Linked DNA regions of Homo sapiens: region 2 is linked to region 1. Evidence: chromatin loops called from intact Hi-C (ENCODE). Cell type or tissue: endothelial cell of umbilical vein. All regions are shown on one strand. Region 1 has its middle 6.0 kb from the start of CTTNBP2NL. Region 2 has its middle 46 kb from the start of LINC01357.

Evidence for each region. Hi-C counts contacts between places; a loop is a spot of excess contacts. Peaks named below come from ENCODE experiments on the same cell type or tissue, not always from the same donor. Only the 100,000 strongest peaks of a DNase experiment are listed, where the experiment ranks them.
Region 2: a loop joins it to region 1, with 14 times the contacts of the local background. A loop is called at or near these places in 24 of 110 quality-filtered maps.

Annotation. Positions count from the first base shown.
Region 1 is chr1:112,386,252-112,394,251 of GRCh38, forward strand. It overlaps a transcript of CTTNBP2NL not described here. Among named protein-coding and RNA genes, the nearest start is that of CTTNBP2NL, 6.0 kb to the right of the region's middle. RefSeq lists enhancers at 1-84, 85-619. In endothelial cell of umbilical vein, a CTCF peak has its summit at 4,751 (motif pointing right); DNase peaks (open chromatin) are centred at 2,400, 3,650, 4,780 and 7,540; H3K4me3 peaks cover 630 bases; H3K27ac peaks cover 6,894 bases.
Region 2 is chr1:112,799,883-112,807,882 of GRCh38, forward strand. No RefSeq gene overlaps it. Among named protein-coding and RNA genes, the nearest start is that of LINC01357, 46 kb to the right of the region's middle. RefSeq lists enhancers at 2,764-3,264, 3,265-3,765, 4,242-4,291 and a silencer at 4,402-4,551. In endothelial cell of umbilical vein, a CTCF peak has its summit at 4,489; a DNase peak (open chromatin) is centred at 4,479.

The DNA of each region.
Region 1 (8,000 bases):
GAGGAGGGATAGCTGGGCCTAGGGCAGTGCTGTGCTCCAAGGGAGTCAGCAGGAGCCAGGGACAAGTGGGAGCATGCCCAGAGCCCACTGTTTGGGGGCCGCCACAGTGAGGCCAGCCGAGCCACCCACTGGCAGAGGAGGAGGGTGGTTGGGCATGCAGGGGTGGGCAGAGAGGGGTCCAGTGAGGACCTGGAGTCCCCCACCCCAGACTGCAAGGAGATGCCACCGGAGCTGCATGCATGCTCCAGGGATTGGGTGACAGCCCCGCCCTCCCAGACACAGGACCTGGGTGTCTCTGTACTCTGCACCCTCAGGGGCCCAGGAAAGCTCCTGCTGCCTCCACAGGCTCGAGGGTGTCTGCTCCTACTGCCTGGCCTTTCCCCACTCCTGGTGCCCACTCTGATCTCAGAGCAGGGTTGAGGCAGATTGCGGGGGGCAATGGGGTGGGGGGAGCTGAGGTGGGGCAGAGGGCAGGTTGGAGCTGGCCTGCAGGTGCCCCTTGGTGGGAGCAGCCTGGTCACCATGGATGGCAATAGGAGGCAGATAGGCTCCTGGGTGGAAGGGGGCAGGTCCCTGGTGAGGCCTCACCTTTAGGCCAGGGAGGGCCCAAAGGCTGGAGGCCAGGCTACCAGTCCCTCTGACCCTAGTGGGGACTTGTGGTGCCTTTTCCGGGCTGCCCATGGACCAACTGACATGCACTTCCTCCCCTCTGAGGCCAATAAAAGCCCCAGGCTTAGCCAGAGCTGGACAGATGCCAGCTTGAGCTGACCTGTGAATGAGAGCAAATGTGAAACAAACTCTCAAGTACATAGTACATACTATTTTCTTCCCAAACATCCATCCCCACTTTTTCTGGTAATAGAGATAGATAGATAGATAGATAGATAGATAGATAGATAGATAGATAGATAATAGATGGATGGATGGATAGATGATAGATAGATAGATAGATAGATAGATAGATAGATAGATAGATAGATAGACAGACAGACAGATAACATTTGAGGCTATAACTTTTTCCTACTCTTCATCCATGTCTGCAGGCACATGACCTAGATCTAGCCAATAAAAGCAGCCTATCCCTGGCCACGATGACTGGTTCAGGGATGAACACACAGTCCAAGCAGAGCCAAGGAGATAGTGGGATCTTTCTCCCACTTCTGGAAAAGAGCAGGTGCTCTTTCCTATTGAATACGACAAGATATGAAGCCTGAGCTACTGTGCTTATTGCCAGCTGAGGAAGAATGCCTGTCTAAAACAGAACCAACACAGAGGAAGCAAAGTTGAGAGACACAGGGATAGAAACCTGGTCCTGGCTGGGTACAGTGGCTTGCCCCTGTAATCCCAGCACTTTGGGAAGTGGAGGTGGAAGAAGCACTTCAGGCCAGGAGTTCGAGACCAACTGGGCAACATAGTAAAACTACAAAAAATTCAAAAATCAGCCAGGCCTGGTGGCTCACTACCTGGGAGGCTGAGGCAGGAGGATTGCTTGAGCCCAGGAGTTGGAGGCTGCAGTGAGCTATGATCACACCACTTGCTCTGTCACTCCAGCCTGAGTGACAGAGCAAGACCAGAAAGAAAGACAGAGAGAGAGGAAGGAAGGAAGGAAGGAAGGAAGGAAGGAAGGAAGGGAGGGAAGGAAGGAGAAGAAGGAAAGAAAGAAGAAGGAAAGAAGAAAAAGAAAGAGAGAGAGAAAGGAAGGAAGGGAGAGAAAGAAAGAGAAAGAAAGGAAGGAAGGGAGGGAGGGAGGAAGGAAGGAAGGAAGGAAGGAAGGAAGGAAGGAAGGAAGGAAGGAAGGAAAAAAGAAAAGAAACGAAACCTGGTGGTCCTGGTAACATTTTTGAGAAAACTGATCAAGCCTCATCTGAGGTCAGACTATTCCTGGACTTTCCTATTGTATGCGCCAATAAAAATCCTTTTGCCATTTTGGATAACGATTTCTGTCCCTTACATCTGGAGTCCCGATGATGATGTAAGATAGGGATTTGAGTTATTTTATTTGGAAAGCATGGCTGCAGAAAGCAGGAGTACCTGGGTCCATGAGTTACGCAAGTCTACCTCCTTTCAAGACTGAGTGCCCTGAGGTCCAAAGCCTGTGTTAGTTATCACTGCAATGTTAACAGGCATTCAATGATTATTTTTAGGAATAAAAGGAGGACAAGAAAAAGGCAAGTGGAAGAAAGAAAAGGGGATGGGAAATGTATAAACTCCTCCCAAGAAAGCGGGTCACCTGGTCACTTTGTTCAGGGCAGACTGGTCCTGCAGGAGCCCAGCAGGAGCATGAAGCAGGAAATGAGGGCACAGAAGCATCCAGCACCAGACTGTTCCAAAGGGCCATTTACCAGGAAATTGCCTAGAAATGACGGTGCAGCCATAACCGGGTCATTAGTTTCCCTACAAATATTTCTCCCTTTTGTGTGCAACAAGGACCCATTCAGCCAACTGTGTGGTGCTTCAGCTGAAATAACAGACCAGAGGAAATGTGTAATTGGCTTTCATCAAATTGAAACTGTAAGGCAGCCTAGCCAAGCTGAAGCTCTGTCTCTGGCCCTAGCACAGAAATTATTTTCTGCTTAATGTGAGGTTATATGTGGGAAAGAAGGGGAAATAGAGGGGAAAAAGAAAGAGGACCAGCCTTTGGGTCAGCTTCAGCCCTTCTGGCAAGGCTACTCAGAGCTTTGTCTTAACAGCCAACAAGGACAGAAAAGGAATCTGGCTCCAGACTTTTGGAGAGGAAGGGACCTGGGACAGAGGAAGAGAGGCAGTAAGGGGAGGGGTGGGAAGAGAGGGAAGGAGTTACTCTTTAATGAAATAAGGTAACTTACAAATTAGTTTTTAAAAAATAGTTCCCAACTGATATCTTTTCCCACCAGACTATTTATGTGAAATTTACACCTCAAAATAACAAACATAACGTCAACCAGTTTGCCAACTTACCACCTGGCATATGTGATGGTAACACATTTAATAATTATTTAATAATTTTAATAATTTAATAAAATGTAATCAATAATTTAATAGAGAAAAGTGAAAAAGAAAATTTGTGACTCACCCAAAGGGACATAAAGCATTATTCCAGGGACCTATGACTAATCTATATTTTGGGTGTGAGGGGAACTTTGTTGAATGATTTGGGAACTCTGTGGTATAGCTTATATATTTCCAGTAATTTTTTTTTTTGAGAAGGAGTCTCACTATGTTACCCAGACTGGTCTTGGACTCCTGGACTCAAACAATCCTCCTGTCCCAGCCTCTCAGGTAGCTGGGACTACAAGCACACTCCACCGTGCCCTGCTTATTTCTGGTAATTTTCTATCTGGAATTTTCTCTCTCATCTACTTCCAGGAATTTTCCATCTACCTTTCCTTTTAGGTCTCTTTGAGCTTTGCATTTCCCGTCCTGGCCCATCAGCTTCAGGGGAACATGTGAGTTCCACACAGAATTACTGGAGGGAGACAGGACTCAGCTCCTCTGAAGGCCCTCCCCGGGGCCCCTGACAGCAATATTGTTGTGCAGTTCCCATAGTGCTGCTCTGGTCATGTGCTTCCCTGAGCAAATTGTCCCCAGGATCCTTTGGACTTCTGCCTTGGTGTTTTCATTGCCATCATCTCAGGTTGAGAACTCCAAAAGACCACATGACAATGGTTTCCTGGTCCTCAGGAAGAACTGCCGAGCAGCAGCAGTAATGGAAAGAACATTGAGTCACACAGGCCTGGGCCCGAGTCCCACCTCTACCACCCACCACCTCCATGAGGCCATGGCGGAATAGAAACAGTGTGGGACTGGAAACGGGAGGACCTCGCTGTGTGACCTCAGGCAGCTTCTCAGTTATTCCTTTCTTACACTAAAATCTCAGTTACCTCATCACTAAAATGAAGATTATGATCACCACTTTAAAGTGTTGCTGTGGGGATTAAAAGAAATCATATGCCTGGTGTGGAGTAGGCACTAATTAATTGGCTAATGTTGCTATCATATTGTTATTGTTATTATGTGACCTTGGGGAAGACACTTAACCTCTCTGAACTTGCTTTCTCTTCTGAAAAACTAGAAGTAATAAAAATTACCTCTCAGGATTGTAGCAATAATTATATATGCAAAGGTTACAAGGATTGTTTATGTCACATATGTACCTGGTAGGCACCCAATGTTAGATTTCTATCCCTCTCACTTCTGGACTTCCCCTAATGCAATCTAGGATAAGAGTTTAAAGCTTCCGGCTGGGCGCGGTGGCTCACGCCTGTAATCCCAACGCTTTGGGAGGACGAGGTGGGCAGATCACTTCAGGTCAGGAGTTCGAGACTAGCCTGGCCAACATGGTGAAACCTTGTCTCTACTAAAAATACAAAAATAAATTAGCCGGGAGTGGTGGCAGGCGCCTGTAATCCCAGCTACTCAGGAGGCTGAGGCAGGAGAATCGCTTGAACCCGAGAATCGCTTGAAGCAGAGGTTACAGTGAGCCGAGACCGGCGCCATTGCACTCCAGCAACAGAGCGAGATTCCGTCTCAAAAAAAAAAAAAAAAAAAAAAGAGTTTAAAGCTTCCATCATGGCCAAGCTGGCCCCTACATTTTGCCAAACACCAAAGAATCTGTCTGTCCCTGAGGTGGATTTTTGAGCTGCCAGTCCTTGGAGTCCCCACCTGCTGTGCTGTCAGCCCACACCCTTAAAAGGAAAAACTGTGTTGGGCGGGAGGCATCAGAGGGACGGTCAGAAAGGAAGCCGACGGCTGCAGGATTCACTATTCGACACTAGGGGGCACAATAAGCTCGGGAACACTTTAGGGCCACACCCAGAAATCTCGTTTCCTGGTGCCCGAGTCTCCCCAGATAGGGCAGATCCAAGCAAGAAGAGAACGTTTAAGGACTGCCCAGCAAATCCTTTGTGGGAACAAATGATGGGAGAAAATGCAGAAATGCAGGGGGCAGTGGAGGGCACACCTTGCCTTCGGCTTCAGCCTGGTCCGGGGCTTGGAGAGCCCTCTCTGGCTTTCAGACTTTGACCTCCTCATCAACCCCGGGGAGAAGGGGTGGGGTCGGGAAGCGTGAGGAAAAGGAGATAGTGAAGACAAGCCAGAAGAAAGAAAGCATTTCTTTTCATCACTTTTCCCATTCATTTCAACTTCTACATCTAGCTCACTCAGCACTCAGCATCTTAATAAGTCCCAGTCCAGTGGGCCACAGCTAGAAGGAGCCTTATGGAGTCCCAGATGTTTAGTTGGAGCCTAGGACTCAGAGAAGAGGATTGAGCAAGATCTCCCAGGTAGCTAATACTTCCATGTACATCAGATCGCTTGGATACTGACAACCACCTGGTCTTGTAGACAGGAGCTATTATCTCATTTAACAAATGAGGAAACAAGTTCAGGTAAGTGCCCATAGCTCTCCTCCTAGCTACTAAGCCTTCATTGCCACCCACTATTCCCGCTTCTCTTGCTTTCCCTTGTTTTAAAATCAGTCCAGGCCGGGCGCGGTGGCTCCTGTAATCCCAACACTTTGGGAGGCCGAGGCAAGTGGGTCATTTGAGGTCAGGATTTCGAGACCAGCCTGGCCAACATAGTGAAACCCTGCCTCTACTGAAAATATAAAAAATTAGCCGGCAGTAGTGGTGCGCGCCTGTAATCCCAGCTACTTGGGAGGCTGAGACCGGAGAATAGCTTGAGCCTGGGAGGCAGAGGTTGCGGTGAGCAGAGATTGGGCCGCTGCACTCCAGTCTGGGCAACAGAGTGAGACCCTGTCTCAATAAATAAATAAATAAATAAATAAATAAAATAAGTCCAAACTTTACACATAATTCCAGGAAATTGCTACTCAGCTCCAAATATTCTATAAATCAAAATTGAAAATATTTGTTGCATTCCCCATCTTCCTAACCCACTTAGCATGATGGAGAGATGATAGAGCATAGTAATTTTGAGAGTGCACTTTGGAATCAGATCTAAGTAAATATTCTGTGTTCATCACTTATGAATTCCATGACTTTGGACCTCTTTGTGCCTCAATTTCCTCACCTGCAAAAGGGGACTGTTAATATCTATCTCGTGGAATTCTTTTAAGGGTGAAATGAGATGTCATATAAAAAATTGCATAATGCTTAGCACATAATTTGATAGCTTGATTAATGTATCTAGCATATATCATTATATTAAATCATAGGCTGAAATGATCTTTAGGAATTATTCCACTACTTTCATGCCTTTTATCAATGAACTTAAATGGAGTTAAGTGAGAAGGTTACTTTGCCAAGTAGGTTTGTGTATCGGGTCGAATGATGTCCCCCCAAAATTCATGTGCACCCATCTCAGACTGTGAATTTATTTAGAAATAGGGTCTTTGCAGATGTCATGAGTTCAGATGAGGTCATGGTGGAATAGAGTAGGCTCTAAGTACAACATGAGTGGGGCCTTTATAAGAAGAGGAGAGGACATACAGAGACGCTGAGACATAGAGAGAAGGCCATGTGAAGACGGAGGCAGGTATTGGGATGATGTAGTTACACGCCAATGATCACTGGGAACCACCAGAAGCCAGGGGAGAGAGGCATGGGATGGAGCATCTCTCAGAGCCCCCAGAAGGAGCCAACCTTGTCAACACCCTGATTTTTTTTTGTTTGTTTGTTTTTTTGAGACAGAGTTTCGCTCTTTGTTGCCCAGGGTGGAGTGCAGTGGCGCGATCTCGGCTCACTGCAACCTCCATCTCCTGGGTTCAAGCGATTCTCCTGCCTCAGTCTTCCAAGTAGCTGGGATTACAGGCACCCGCCACCATGCCCAGCTAATTTTTGTATTGTTAGTAGAGACGGGGTTTCACCATGTTGGCCAGGCTGGTCTAGAACTCCTGACCTCAGGTGATCCACCCACCTCAGCCTCCCAAAGTGCTAGGATTACAGGAGTGAGCCACTGCACTCGTCCAACACCCTGATTTTGTACTTCTAGCCTCAAGAACTGAGACAGAACACATTTCTGTTGTTTTAAGCTGCCCAGATAGAAACTACTATAGTTGATGACAGAATAAGAACTAGACTCCAGATTTTTTAACCTCTAGCCTAGACCTCTTTTACTCCATTGCTGCCTCCCCAAACCAGCAATAAACATTTATGGAAATTTACTTATTTGGAAAAAAATTGACACAATCTATAATTTTTAAGCACTTTAAGTTGTTGCCTGACACAATAGGCATTTAATAAATATTTTACTGTCCAGTTGATAAAATGATAGACATTAAAATGTTATATTTTGTTATACAAATCTAAGATATTGTTATGAACCATTTTTTACCTCTGCGTACACCTATGCACCAGACTCTAAATTTATTTACAAGGTTTATGTATTGAAGAATCACAAACCTCCATAACTCTCTCACTGCTACAATCTGAAAGATACACGAGGTTCACAAGCCCTGCCTGTTCCCTACTTCTAGGGGTGAAAAATTAAAAGGAAAGCAATCTGAACACCCTCAAGACTCTGAATCCTACAAGGCAGGGATGTTCTCATTTTTGCTGAGTCCTTCTACACTCATTTAGGAATACGCAGAAGGGAAGCCAGGAAATCAGGGGAGTTGCCCATTGCTCTAAAGGAAGTAGGTCACAGAGCACTGCTCCCACCCAGTCAGCCAGGGAAAAGAATGGGTGGTGGTGGGTTAACAGCTACAAAGGGAATGAGGGAAAGAAAGGAGGACCTGCCGGGCATGGTGGTTTACGCCTGTCATCCCAGCCACTTTGGGAGGCCAGCAGGTGGATCACCTGAGGTCAGGAGTTTGAGACCAGCCTGGCCAACATGGCAAAACCCCATCTCTACTAAAAATATAAAAATTAGCTGGGCACAGTGACAGGCGCCTATAATCCCAGCTACTCGGAAAGCTGAGGCAGGAGAATCGCTTGAACCCAGAAGGCGGAGGTTGTAGTGAGAGATTGCGCCATTGCACTCCAGTCTGGGAGACAGAGCGAGACTCCATCTCGATAAAAAAAAAAAAAAAAAAGAAAAGAAAAACAAGGGAGGAGCTGATT
Region 2 (8,000 bases), 410 kb after region 1:
CCCAGGCTGGAGTGCAGTGGTGCAGTCATGGCCACTGCAGCCTCAACCACCCTGACTCAAGTGATTCTCCCACCTCAGCCTCTTGAGTAGCTGGGACCACAGGTTTGTGCCACCATATGCAGCTAATATTTTTATTTTTTGAAGAGATGGTGTCTCACTATATTGCCCAGGCTGGTCTTGAACTCTGGGACTCAAGTGATCCTCCTGCCTCAGCCTCCAAAAATACTGGGGTTACGGGTGTGAACCACCATGACTGGCCTCAACATCTTTTTTTTGAGACACAGTTTTGCTCATGTTGCCCACGCTGGAGTGCAATGTCATGATCTCGGCTCACTGCAGCCTCTACCTCCCTGGTTTAAGTGATTCTCCTGCCTCAGTCTCCCAAGTAGGTGGGATTACAGACGTGTGCCACCAATTTCCCTGCCCCCATCCAGTCCATCAGCAAAGTCTAACTGACTTTCCACCATCTTCACTGCTTCTCCCCAGTCAAGCAACCCCTGGCTCAGAGTGAGTGGAGGGGAGAATCAGGAAAGCTCTTAATGCTTCCAGAATACTCAGTTACAGAATCTCAGAGTACGATGACTCCTGTTTCTAAATAAAAGGAAAGTTGGACTCTTTCCTTTTATTTAGAAACCAGATGTTTCTAAATAAAGGGATGAAACCAGACTGTGCAGGGGAGGGGCTGGTGGGGGCCCTCAAAGAAACAGGATGGAAGAGAACGAAAAACAAAAAGCTGTCCTTTTTGATGACTTATCTACCCCAGAGGGGCCACATGCTCCCCTATCATTATCTGTACCTGCCTGGGACTGCGTGTGGTGGTTAGAGCCCGTAACTACCCATAATGACTTCATGGGGCTCAGCCCAGGTAGGGGCCCAGACATTTCAAGCTAATGACTTTTCTTCCCTTTTTATTCTGTCTGTATTAGCTCCCTGCATGGATTGAAAGGTGCTTATTAACACAAGCGCCCCTGATAATTAGGTTGGTCCTGGCTTCATTAAACACTGATGGGCTTCCTGCTTTTGGGTCCAGACAAGAGAAGGAGCCAGAAGACAGGATTCTCCTCCCCATAGGTCTCCGGGGTGCAGATAGGGCAAGGTGGCACTTTCTTCTCATGTTCCTGGGTTGAGCTGAGTGAAAAGGGAGGCAAGAGATAGGAGTAAAAGCAACTGGAAGAGGCCTTTTCCCTATTTATCCCACCTACGGGCTAAACCTTGATGTTCTTATCTGCTCATTGGGCTTAGAACCAGAGACTATGAAAGCTAGAAGAGACCTCAGATATCAATCTTCACATTTTTATCATAAAAAAGAGGTGAGGGCCGGACATGGTGGCTCACACCTGTAATCCCAGCACTTTGGGAGGCTGAGGCAAGCAGATCACCTGAGGTCAGGAGTTCAAGACCAGCCTGACCAACATGGAGAAACCCTGTATCTACTAAAAATACAAAATTAGCTAGGCGTGGTGGCGGGCGCCTGTAATCCCAGCTACTAAGGAGGCTGAGGCAGGAGAATCACTTGAACCCAAGAGGCAGAGGTTGTGGTGAGCCGAGATTGAGCCATTGCACTCCAGCCTGGGCAATGGGAGCGAAACTCTGTCTAAAAAAAAAAAAAAAAAAAAAAGAAGTGAGAAGTCTATGCAGGTCCAGAGAGGGAACAGAACTTGCTCGAGATCACACACCTTAGCTGTGCCAAAACCATGCTCAAAACCCAGGTCTTTTGGCTACTCCAGGCTCAGCGATCCTTGACGTATCTCACAGGACTGTCCCAGGGATCAGGAGGTGGAAGAGAGGAAAGTGGTGTGAAAGTAAGGACCCCACGCAGTGGGAGGACTTCCTGTCTGGGCTGTGCTGCTCATGAGGTCCTGGGCTGCAGGCCTGGGGGGTCAGCCTCCAGAGTCTCCTTACCTGCCCTGCTTGCCTCATAGGGCCCTGGGGAGGAGGGGGCTTGTGAAAGTGCCTTGAGAAGCAAAACCTGTCAAGCTATTCTACCGGCCGGCTGTGTGCTCACTCCTGCCTCTGTCTCCCCAAATCCCCACTTGTGCCCTTTCTCCCAGGAGCCTGAGGATGCTGCTGAGCCCAGCCAGTTACACAAGCCTCGGTCAGCATCATCAACAGCCACTTCTCCATTTGCTTTCTGAATTATTTAGCCCTCCTCTTCCCAGCCCACCCCAGACCTTTTACCACATTAAACCTTCAAATAGGCCTGAACCTTGGCTTGGGAAACAACATTTCCTTACTGTCCCTGCCATAACGTTTTGGAGAGGGCACATCTCCCTATAGATTGGTTTTCCTCTTCACCATGCCTGGTGGTAATTGACAGTGCCTGGGTCCTAATGAGGGAACAGGCCCAGCCAGGGTGAGGCAGAGGGCCCTGCCCTCTCCTAGTCCCTGGTTTGAGGTCCTGGCTATGGGTTCTCCCATCTATTCTTGCTGAGCACTTGCCAAATATTTAATGTCCTTCATCCAGCAAGCCAATGGCAGCTCTGGGGCTGGAAGGCTCCCGAGGTCATTTTGTCCCTTCCTCTGCTTTCAGGCTGGTGCACATCTCATCCAGGGTTGACAGATGGCGGCCTCTTCCCTGGGGCTGAGGCTTTCCTGCCCTCGCCCCTAGCTCCGGCCCACATAAGACCTGGAGAGACTTTTGTGTGGACTACCTGGAAGGCTCTGGTTGTTGTAGATGCCCCAGAGGAACAGCCCAGGGAGGGGCGGGGGGGGGCTCTTATGGGGTAGGGATGGAGGTGTCAGGGGAGGAAAAGTCTTTGGGTGCCACGACAAGCGGATGAAGCGTTCTGCTGTGTGGGGCTCAGGAGAGTCCACCTGAGACTAAGGAAGTCCTGCTGGCTTCTTTTTTTTTTGAAACAGAGTCTTGCTTTGTCACCCAGGCTGGAGTGCAGTGGCACCATCTCAGCTCACTGCAACCTCTGCCTCCGGGTTCAAGCAATTCTCATGCCTCAGCCTCCCAAGTAGCTGGGATTATAGGTGCTCACCACTGAGCCTGGCTAATTTTTTGTATTTTTAGTAGAGATGGGGTTTCACCATGTTGGCCAGGCTCATCTCTAACTCCTGACCTCAGGTGATCCGCCCGCTTTGGCCTCCCAAAGTGCTGGGATTACAGGTGTGAGCCACGGTGCCCTGCCCCTGCCTGCTTCTTTGTGTCTCATTTGTACTCATTTGTCTGTCTGTGGGTCCTATAGCCTGAACCAGCCCACAGTCCTGCCCTCCTCTCCACTCCCTGCCTGTCCTGTGGGCCCTGCTTGGAGAAAGCTACAACCTGGCTCCATGGAGCCCCCAGAAGGGAGCACTCCTTCCCCCTCCTGGTGCCCACTCGTCTGGATCTTCTGGGCGTCTCCCAGCCCTTCTGGCCCCTCACAATCTGGGTTTCCTGCCTGCAGTTCGCTAGTGCTCTCTCTCTCTAAATGGCAATGGCCAACCTCAGCTGGTGTCACAGAGCATGTCTAATGTGGCTGGTGCCCACCTGGGCTTGCCCTTCCTTTCCCATCCTCAGAGCTGGAAGTGACCCTATGGAGTTGGCAGACACCCCCATCCCCTTTCACTCTCACCACCCTCAGCCTATATGTTCTTCCATGAATCTGACTCGAATCTCTTCTGACAATTTTTTTTTTTTTGAGACAGAGTTTCGCTCTTGTCCCCCAAGCTGGAGGGCAGTGGCGCAATGTCAGCTCACTGCAACCTCTGCTCCTGGGTTCAAGCAATTCTCCTGCCTCAGCCTCCCGAGTAGCTGGGACTACAGGCACGTGCCACCATGCCCAGCTAATTTTTGTATTTTTAGTACAGGTGGAGTTTCATCATATCGGCCAGGATGGTCTCAAACTCCTGACATCAAGTGATCCGCCTACCTCAGCCTCCCAAAGTGCTAGGATTACAGGCATGAGCCACCACGTCTGGCTGACAAAGTTTAAATCTGCACCCTTCTGGGTGCAGAAGCCCTTCCCAGGACACCTCCTCTGTCTGGTGAACTTGGACTCTCCTTCAAACTTTAGTGCAGAGGCCACTCTCTCAGAACCCCCCACATCCCCTAGCCTCTCAGAGCAGAACAGGATGGCCTGTCCAACACCCCCTCTCCCCCACCCTGCATCCTATCCTGTCCTTTGAAATACTTCCCAGGTATGTGAATTTACATGTGTTTCTGACTCCCTAGTTGGTCTGTTATCTCCAGGCAGGGCAGGAAAGTGTCTTCAGTGCTCATGGCCTTATCTCCTGTACCTGCTCTGGAGTCCAGTAGTCGTAACAAGTAGTAGGAGCTCAGTAAATATTTGTTGAATGAACAAATAATTCTCTGAGCCCTGGAGGAAGGGTGGGCAGTGTCTCCAATGGACTGTGACAGTTACCTTAGTAAAAATCTGGGGCTGGGGTCCAGAAACCTTGTGTGGCCCCTCTGCATTCCTGTAGTCACAAGGTTGGGTGCTTAGTGAGCCTGGCTGGCCAGGCAGGGCAGGTGCCTGGCGTGATGGGACAGTGCCATCTAGCTGCGGCTAGGCCAGAGCAACAACAGGGCCCGCGAGTTGGCTTGGTCAAAGCGATGTCATACAGGGAGTCCCTGGGCACTGCTAATTCCTTAGCAAGCAAGCAGCTAAGGGGTTGACACAACCTCAGCTTAATTGGTCTCCAACTTGAGGCCTAGGCTGCTATAAGGGGAGCCCAGGGTCAGGCTGGAGATGCCTTTGAAGGAGCCCCCGGTGGATACCAAACTTATCAAAAGCACCTGGAAATGACCCTGCATGTGACCAGGCTACTTACAGAGGCGGTGTCCAGGTCACTGGGTATTGTCCTACTGTATGCTTGATGGCCCCATCATACAGGGGGCAGTACGGAACTCTGAATGCGGAACAAATGCATGTCCCCAGGACTGTTGAGGGTGCTGGGAGCCAGGCCCCTGTTCACTTCCTCACTCTGGACCTCATCTGTCCAGGGGGCAGAGACAGGGTCTACAGCATCCTGTCTTCCTCACAGCCTGGCATGGGCCTGGCAGACACATAGACCCTTGCTCTGTGGCTCTGCCTGGCAGAAGCCGACCGGTGTGAGAAGAGCCTTCTAGCAGTTGGAGCTGTGTAGGCACCAAAAGGGCTGTTCTGTGAGAGGATGAGTCCTTGTCACTGTCAGTGCTCAGATCAAGGCAGCCTTAGCTGGGTCAAATGCTAAGCTGGGAGTGCTCTATTGGACTGGATTACATGCCTTCTGATAGTCCCTTAACTTGACGATTGTATAAAATGTAAACTGCTCAATGCATATCCCTCCCATAGCACTTTAACACTGTTCACTGTAAATCTGTGCCACAAGCTAGGATCCTCAAGAAGCAAACTCTGAGACGGAGATAAGTGTTCAGGACATTTGTTAGGGAGTTCTCTTGGGATGATCCCTTGTGGAAGAGAGGGGCAACAGCAGTGAGATTGGACAGAGGGAGAAGTTGAGCTGCACTGCAGTCTGAACAACAGTCCCAGCTGACCCTGCAGGGAGCTTGGGAGCTGGAATGACCTTCAGAGTTGTCTCAAACTGGGGAGAGCAGGCTGGGTGTTCATAGTATATATTGATCTGTCATTGGGTGCAGGCTGGCCTGGGCAGGTGGTGTGATCTAGGGCAGTCCTGGAAGGGGCTGGCTGTGCTCCCTGAGGGTGGGGAATGTGTCCTGCATTTCTGGAGGGGGTCCGCACACAGCAGCATCTGCCACTCTTCCGGTGCTGACATTTTAAGCAGCAGTGAGCAGTAAGGAAGGTCATTTGGGGCAGTGAACCCTGTCCTGTGTTTCTCAATCCCTGCCCTTGAACAGCTCCCTAAGGGGCAATGACCAGAGTCCTAGTGGGGGTGCTCTGGCCCCTCCACATTCATTTTCTCTGCCTATTCTGAGAGGAGGTTCAGGCTGGAGGTCTGGTGGGGAGGTGGTGAGCACAGGAGGTGCACAAAGGGACAAAAGGCTCTTGCCTTAAATGCCCACAATTAGAACCAGCTCCTTTCTATTCCCACCATGCAAGGGCCCTAATTAAAATTTAAACTCATGTTTCCTTTTTTTCTTTTTAAAGTTTCCATGGTAGGTAATTAACTTTTCCTTTCTGCGAGTGAGCAACTAATTAATGCTCTGTTCATAAGGACGGCGATCAGAGCACTGCGACTTGCCTGGGAGTTTGTTTCTTTCATTTATTTCCACCTTCCAAAAGAACTGGCTTGGTGAAAGTGGGGGCAGAGAAAGGAAAGAAGCTCTGCCAACATCTGTTGTGTGCAGCAGGGTGCTGACAAAGTCCTTACAACATGAAATCCTTACCATGAGGAGGGCATACAGGGTCTTCCCTGGACCAACAGAAGCAGCCGGGTGCAAAAGTGTTCCTGTCTAAGTGAGCCTTCCTCAGGAGGGGCCAGCTGAATACTTCCCTGGGGAACAAAAGCACCTGTGGCTGAACTGCACTGGCATCATGGGTGTGAGGGCCCTCCCACTGCCAGCCTCTGTGCCTTCCTCTCCCAGGCCCCTGGGTTCACCTCCTGGCCACACAAGCCTCAGGGAGAGGATACGGATTAACAGTGTTTGTACAAATTGCAGGGACAAGGGAACATTTCCCCTTCGTCCTTTGAAGTTTTGCTGAAAATCACTGACAAGAGGCAGATTAGTGAGAGAAAAAGTAGACAAACAGATTTAATGTGTACATGGCAGACTTCAGAATAAAGACCCAAAAGATACAGAGGAAATTGTCCATTTTTATGCTGAGGTTCAACAAAGTATGGACAGCTATGTAGAAATGTGACTGGACAGGCTGGGCACGGTGGCTCACACCTGTAATCCCAGCACTTTGGGAGGCCAGGTTGGTGGATCACCTGAGGTCGGGAGTTCAAGACTGGGCCTGACCAACATGGAGAAACCCCGTCTCTACTAAAAATACAAAATTAGCTGGGCATGGTGGCACATGCCTGCAATCCCAGCTACTCCAGAGGCTGAGGCAGGAGAATCCCTTGAACCCGGGAGGCGGAGGTGGCAGTGAGCCGAGATTGCGCCATTGCACTCCAGCCTGGGAAACAAGAGCTAAACTCCATCTCAAAAAAAAAAAAAAAAAAAAAAAAGCCAGGCATGGTAGCTCATTCCTGTAAGCCCAGCACTTTGGGAGGCCAAGGCAGGCGGATCACCTGAGGTCAGGAGTTCGAGACCAGCCTGACCAACATGGAGAAACCCCATCTCTACTGAAAATACAACATTAGCCGGGTGTGGTGGTACATGCCTGTAATCCCAGCTACTCAGGAGGCTGAGACAGGAGACTTGCTTGAACCCAGGAGGCGGAGGTTGCAGTGAGCCGAGACTGCACTATTGCACTCCAGCCTGGGCAATGAGTGAAACTCTGTCTCAGGAAAAAAAAAAAAAAAAAGTATGATTGGACAAAAAGAGTACGATCTAACGCTAACAGACTGAGTGGGGAATCCCAGCAGGGCCGGTCTGTCTAGATTCTTCTTGGCCTCTCAGAGCACGCATTCCTGCATTCCTTCCTTCTGAATGTGGGGCAGGACCCTCTCTGGAATGGGGGTCTTATAACCCATAGTCAAACAAGGCAGGTCAGGTAATTTCTTTATGACCAGTTTTTACACAGAAAGGCAGAGGCAAAGTTAGATTAATGATTTTTGGTTTTATGGCTGGCTTTGGGGAAAAGGTGCTGGTTTCAATGACTTGGTGGGGAAGAGGGATTCTATGGCTAGCCTTGGGGAGAAAAGGATTGAGAGACAAGAGAATGGATAAATAAAGAATGCTGAGGTCACCCAGAAAGAAGAAAGGCAAGAAGCAGCTACCAGAGTTGGGGAATAAGAGGGAAGCATTTTATAGAAGCTTGGAGAGTGAATGAGGGTGCCCTGAGCAAGTGGGGCTCAGACCCCTGACTCATGGAGCCAATCAATTCTATAAAGATCCAAATGCAAAACTAACAACAAATGTTGTTTCGACATATGTACCGATGTGGCAAAATTTTTAAAAAGCAAGGGAACGATAAACACAAATTTAAATGGCAATTACCTCTTCC